Regions from separate parts of the Homo sapiens genome. Here region 1 is linked to region 2. Evidence: chromatin loops called from intact Hi-C (ENCODE). Cell type or tissue: stomach. All regions are shown on one strand. Each heading gives the region's core, and the rest is flanking DNA. Links, peaks and the distances in the headings are about the cores only. Region 1 has its middle 22 kb from the start of AARSD1. Region 2 overlaps AOC2 (amine oxidase copper containing 2).

Region 1 (2,914 bases), core at 317-2,816, 95 kb before region 2:
GTCTCAGTCTCCTGACCTCATGATCCACCTGCCTTGGCCTCCCAAAGTGCTGGGTTTACAGGCATGAGCCACTGCACCCAGCCAGCAACACAAGTTTTTAGACAAGTGTGAGACCAAGTAGCAAACATAAGCTATGTTTGCCCATTTCTGCTTGCCAGCATAATTTTCCAAAGCTTCTGACTCTGTGAAGACCTGCAGCTCTCCAGAAAGATGCTTTGAAGACAACAAAACAGAATACACAGCCCCCATGTCTCTTGTCCTCTTGCCGGAGTCACTGCATTCCTTAAAAGATGAATGACCTCCAGCCTGGGCAACATGGCAAAACCTCATCTCTACAAAAAAATACAACAATTGGCTGGGCGTGGTGGTGTGCACCTGTAGTCTCAGCTATTTGGAAGGCTGAGGTGGGAGGATTACCTGAACCTGGGGAGGTTGAGACTGCAGTGAGCCATGATTGTGCTACTGCATGCCAGCCTGGGTGATGGAGTGAGACCCTGTCTCAAAAAAAAAAAAAAAAAAAAAAAAAAAAAGAATGGCCTTAATCCCTGGCTTTTCCTATACATAAGATGACATCTGACGGGGTTAGTGATGATGCCTCTGTGATCTAGGACCAGATGTACTCTGACACACAAATCTTGCTGTGATTCTGCTTTCATGTAATTCTGAGCAAGTCTGATGGGATTTTGCACATACAGAACCTCCACCCCTATATATAAGCAGGGATCTGAAACACTGGGCCAGAGCCTGCTCCTAGGCTAGAGGCCTCAATCTATAGTCTTCAGCAAGACTTCTGAATAAAGTTAACTTTAATTCTTTAAAAGCTTGATATTTTTCTTTACTTGATGGAAGTCTGCTGGTTTCCCTTCCAACCACATGGCCATGCATAAGCCCCCCTCTTTTTTTTTTTTTGAGACAGGGTCTCGCTGTGTCACCCAGGCTGGAGTACAGGGTACAGTGATGTGATCGTGTCTCACTGCAGCCTTGATCTCCTGGACTCAAGCAATTCTTCCGCCTCAGCTGCCTGAGTAGTTGGGACTACAAGCATATGCCACCGCATTCGCCTAATTTTTAAAATTTTTGTAGAGACAGGGGTCTCACTATGTTGCCCAAGCTGGTCTAGAACTGTGTTCAAGTAATCCTCCTGCTTCAGTCTCCCAAAGTGCTGAGATTATGGCCGGGTGTAGTGGTTCATGCCTGTAATCCCAGCACTTTGGGAGGCCGAGGCAGCAGGATCGCTTGAGGTCAGGAGTTCAAGACCAGCCTGGCCAACATAGTGAAACCCCATTTCTACTAAAAATACAAAAAGTAGCCGGGCATTGTGGTGCGCACCTGTAGTCCCAGCTACTCAGGAGGATGAGGCAGGAGAATCGTTTGAACCCGGGAGGTGGAGGTTGCAGTGAGCCAAGATCATGTCACTGCACTCCAGCCTGGGTCACAGAGTGAGACTCCATGTCAAACAAACAAACAAGCAAACATACCCAAAGTGCTGAGATTACAGGCATGAGCCACTGCACCCGGACTTCAGCCTTTTCTCTCCTTTTTTTTTGAGATGGAATCTTGCTCTGTTGCCCAGGCTGGAGTACAGTGGTGCAATCTCAGCTCACCACAACCTCCGCCTCCTGGGTTCAAGCAATTCTCCTGCCTCAGCCTCCCAAGTAGCTGGGACTACAGGTGTGTACTACCACGCCCGGCTAATTTTTGTATTTTTAGTAGAGATGGGGTTTCACTATGTTGGCCAGGCTGGACTCGAACTCCTGACCTCGTGATCCACCTGCCTTGGCCTCCCAAAGTGCTGGGATTACAGGCGTGAGTCACCATGCCCATCCTAGCCTTTTCTTTATAGAAATTCCAGAGCTGTGAATTGTCTGCCAGCCACAGAAGATGACCATTGTCTTGGGGTTACTGGATTCATCAATGAACCATACATATGTTGGGCACCTTTTATGTGGCAGCTACAAAGAAGCAAAGAATAAGACTGACATGAAACTTGCTTGCGTCACTTTACACTCTAAGAGCCTCTTCCACCACTGTTAAACCATTTCTTCTGACCCCATGAGGCCAACTTTTCTTCCCCTTAGCAGAAAGTAAGCCCTTTGTTAGACCTCAGCAGAAGAGGGTGACCAAGGCATAACAGCCTGAAAGAGACCTCATGAAGACAAACAAGAAGTTATGATTAATAAAAACCTCTGTCAAGGCCAGGCGCAGTGGCTCACACCTGTAATCCCAGCACTTTGGGAGGCTGAGGTGGACAGATCACCTGAGGTCAGGAGTTCAAGACTAGCCTGGCCAACATGGCGAAACCCCGTCTCTACTAAAAATACAAAATTTAGCCGGTGTGGTGGCGGGCGTCTGTAATTTCAGCTACTTGGGAGGCTGAGGCTGAAGAATCGCTTGAACCCAGGAGGCGGAGGTTGCAGCGAGCCAAGATCACACCACTGCACTCCTATTCTTGGGCAACAAAAGCGAAGCTCCATCTGGAAACGAAACAAAACAAAACAAAACAAAACAAAAAACGTCTGTCAGTTGCAAGTCTAAATAGTGAAAAGCCGACTTCAAACCATCGTGTAATTTTTATTGTATTATTGTTTGGCATCATTTAATTATTGGTTGGCATTAAATCAACACTTATATAGTTCTCCCAGGCGTTGTTCTGAGCACATTATAAAAATTAACTCATTTAATCGTCATAACAACCCCCATGAAATAGGTCTTTTTTTTTTTTTTTTTTTTTGATATGGAGTCTCACTCTGTCACCCAGGCTGGAGTGCAGTGGCGTGATCTCGGCTCACTGCAAGCTCCGCCTCCCGGGTTCACGTCATTCTCCTGCCTCAGCCTCCCAAGTAGTTGGGACTACAGGTGCCCGCCACCACGCCCGGCTAAGTTCTTGTTTTTTAGTAGAGACAGGGTTTCACCG
Region 2 (2,914 bases), core at 183-2,682:
TGTGGGCGCTGTAGCCAGTGCTCCGGGTTCCAGGGGGCAGCCACAGGTTTAAACACCACGTCTTCAGCTACCACCCAGTTTTTCAGCCCTGCCAGGGGGAGGGAAAGGAGATGAGTTCCACACCAGGTAAGGTCTCTGGGCCAGGTCCCTGTCTTCCCCATGATGTCCACTGCACTGGTGTGACAAAAGGCAGAGAGAGCATCAGAGCACACTGTGCTGGGAGCCAGGAGGTCTGGGCAAGAGCAAGCTCCTATCTTCTTCCAACTTGCCCTATCCGATAGGGTAACCACTAGCCACACGTGGCTATGAAAATTAAAACTTAGGGCCAGCTGAGGTGGCTCACACCTGCAATCCCAGCACTTTGGGAGGCTGAGGCGGGTGGATCATGTGAGCCCAGGAGTTTGAGACCAGCCTGTGCAACGTGGTGAAACCCTGACTCTACAAACAATAAAAAAATCAGCCAGGCATGGTGGTACATGCCTGTGGTCCCAGTTACTTGGGAAGCTGGGGTAGGAGGATTGCTTGAGCCCAGTAGGTTGTGGCTGCAATGAGCTGAGGTCACACCACTGCACTCTAGCCTGGGCAACAGAGCAAGACTCTGTCTAAAATATATATATATATATATATGTATATATATATATATATATATTCAGTTCCTCTGTCACACTAGCCACACTTGAAGTGCCCAGTTGCCACACATGGCTAGTGACTATTGTTTAGAGCCACAGCTCAAATACGGAATATTTCTATCACTACAGAAAGTTCTATTAGCACTGGACTACCAAACAGTCCCTGGACCAATTTGCTTCTCTGATTCACTTTCTGAATCCCTACACTGGGCATAATTAAAGCTGTTCTATGGCTGTGCCCAATAAACAGAAAAGCACTTGCAGCTGACTAGTGACATTCTTTTAACTATGAAAGGGATAATGATATTTGTCTTGGAGAAGCTAGCTGAAAAACTGACTCCTGAGCCGGGTGTGGCAGCTTGCAACTCAGGAGGCTGGTGGCAGGGTGATGCAGATCCCTTGAACCCAGGTGCTGGACACCAGCTGGGGTAACGGAATGAAACACTGCCTCTTAAAAAAAAAAAAAAAAAAAAAAAAAAGGCCGGGCATGGTAGCTCACAGCACTTTGGGAAGCCGAGGCGAGTGGATCACTTGAGACCGGGAGTTCAAGATGAGCCTGGCCAACATGGTGAAACCCCATCTCTACTTAAATAAATAAATAATTTAAAAAAATTAGCCAGGTGTGGTGGTGTGCTACTCTGGAGGCCGAGACACAAGAATCGCTTGAACCTGGGAGGTGGAGGTTGCGGTGAACTGAGATTGCACCACCGTGCTCCAGCCTGGGCAACAGAGTGAGACTCTGTCTTCAAAAAAAAAAAAAAAGCTGGGCGTGGTAGTGTATGCCTGTCATCCCAGCTACTAAGGAGGCTGAGGCAGGAGGATTGCTTGAGCCCAGGAGGTCAGGGCTGCAGTAACCTGTGATTGCACCGCTGCACTCCAGCCTGGGTGACAGTGAGACACTGCCTCAAAAAAAGAAAACCCAATCCCTTCCCATGGTCCCCTGCATACTCCTCCCAGCTCTGAGACTTCACTTTTGATCTCAGCAAGGTGGGAAGTACTGTCAGTGTTTTTCAGAAGCAAGCACATTCATACCTTTGTCTGGGAGTTCCTTGGAATTCTACAGCATCCATAACCTGCACTGCCTAACTCAGCACTTGGTCATACACTTTCTGCAGGTCTGGACTGTAAGTTCAACGAGACCTATATGAAGGTACCTGGCACGGGAGGCACTGCACTGAAGCTGGTGCCTCTGCAGCCATCCTGTGAGCTGGTGCCTGACACAGCCTCTCTGGCCCACAGCAGCAGCCCATGCTGCACACGCTAGGGGTCCAATAAATGTTACTTCCCAAAACAAGCCTCTTTAATGCCAAAGATGCTGAAGAAAAACTTCCAATCAGAAGACAAGTCAAAATCCAAGTATGTCAAAGAGTAATCTAGTTAATATGATCATTTCAATCATGCTATTAGTCCTTCCTACCCTCCACACCACTGCGAACACAAGTGCAAGTGCATGCACAGAGACACACGCAGGCACGCACGTGCCATGTCTTTAGACTTGAGGATAAGAAAACATTTCACAAGAAATACTAGTTTATGTTGCATTATACTTGGGCAGTCATTTCCTGTCCCATCTCCCGCCACCCTCCTTAGTTTCCCTTAAAATGGAGAGGGTCTGGTGAGTTTCTAATTTTCTTTGTGGATCAGTGTGTGAGTCTGTAAGTTCCTTTCTGTCCTTGACAAAGTCTGTCAGGAACAGCAAGTCCTCTGTGTGCTTTGAGCCCTTTGTGCTTGAGAAATCTCTTTCCATACTTGCAGCAAGCTGTGTGCCTGCCATGAGTCAACTGTGATGACAGGAATGGGATGGCCCTCCCGATGAGGAGTGGCCCTATCCTGGGGAGCAACCCCAGCTTTGCTACCCTCTCCTTCCTAAGCCCCAGGTCGACCCCCACCCTGAAGACTCTGGACAGACTTCTTCCGACCTCGGCTCAGGACCCTGCCCTCCCCACCCCTACTGACCCTCAGAATTAGGAAGAAGCAAAGTGCTCCAACTCCAGCCCCATTGGGCCAGTTCACCCACCCAGTGTCACTTGAGGCTAAGGCAATCATGCCCAGCCATTACATTTAAACTAGTTTCACAATCATAGCAAGTCAGAGGGGCTGGGCGGGGGAACTCTTTTCACCTTTTACCAGATACCCAGTAGCCCAGTACCAGACTCACTGCACTGAATATGCTCAAACAGTCCCTGCCCTGTTGCCACTAGAGCTGTGGTGTTGGAACACCCTGCTCTTGCCACTTGTTATTTCAGCTTGACCTGGGAGATTCCCTTCCCTTCCCTCCACCCCAC

The links. A loop is a pair of places that touch in the nucleus more often than their neighbours do. Peaks named below come from ENCODE experiments on the same cell type or tissue, not always from the same donor. Only the 100,000 strongest peaks of a DNase experiment are listed, where the experiment ranks them.
Region 1: a loop joins it to region 2, with 3 times the contacts of the local background. A loop is called at or near these places in 92 of 110 quality-filtered maps.

The regions. Positions count from the first base shown.
Region 1 is chr17:42,940,999-42,943,912 of GRCh38, reverse strand. No RefSeq gene overlaps it. Among named protein-coding and RNA genes, the nearest start is that of AARSD1, 22 kb to the left of the region's middle. In stomach, for the core only: no CTCF peak of the experiment used is centred there; no DNase peak of the experiment used is centred there.
Region 2 is chr17:42,846,260-42,849,173 of GRCh38, reverse strand. AOC2 (amine oxidase copper containing 2) reads right to left here. Exons shown (of 4, transcript NM_009590.4): 2 at 1-88. Among named protein-coding and RNA genes, the nearest start is that of AOC2, 3.1 kb to the right of the region's middle. In stomach, for the core only: no CTCF peak of the experiment used is centred there; no DNase peak of the experiment used is centred there; H3K27ac peaks cover 265 bases.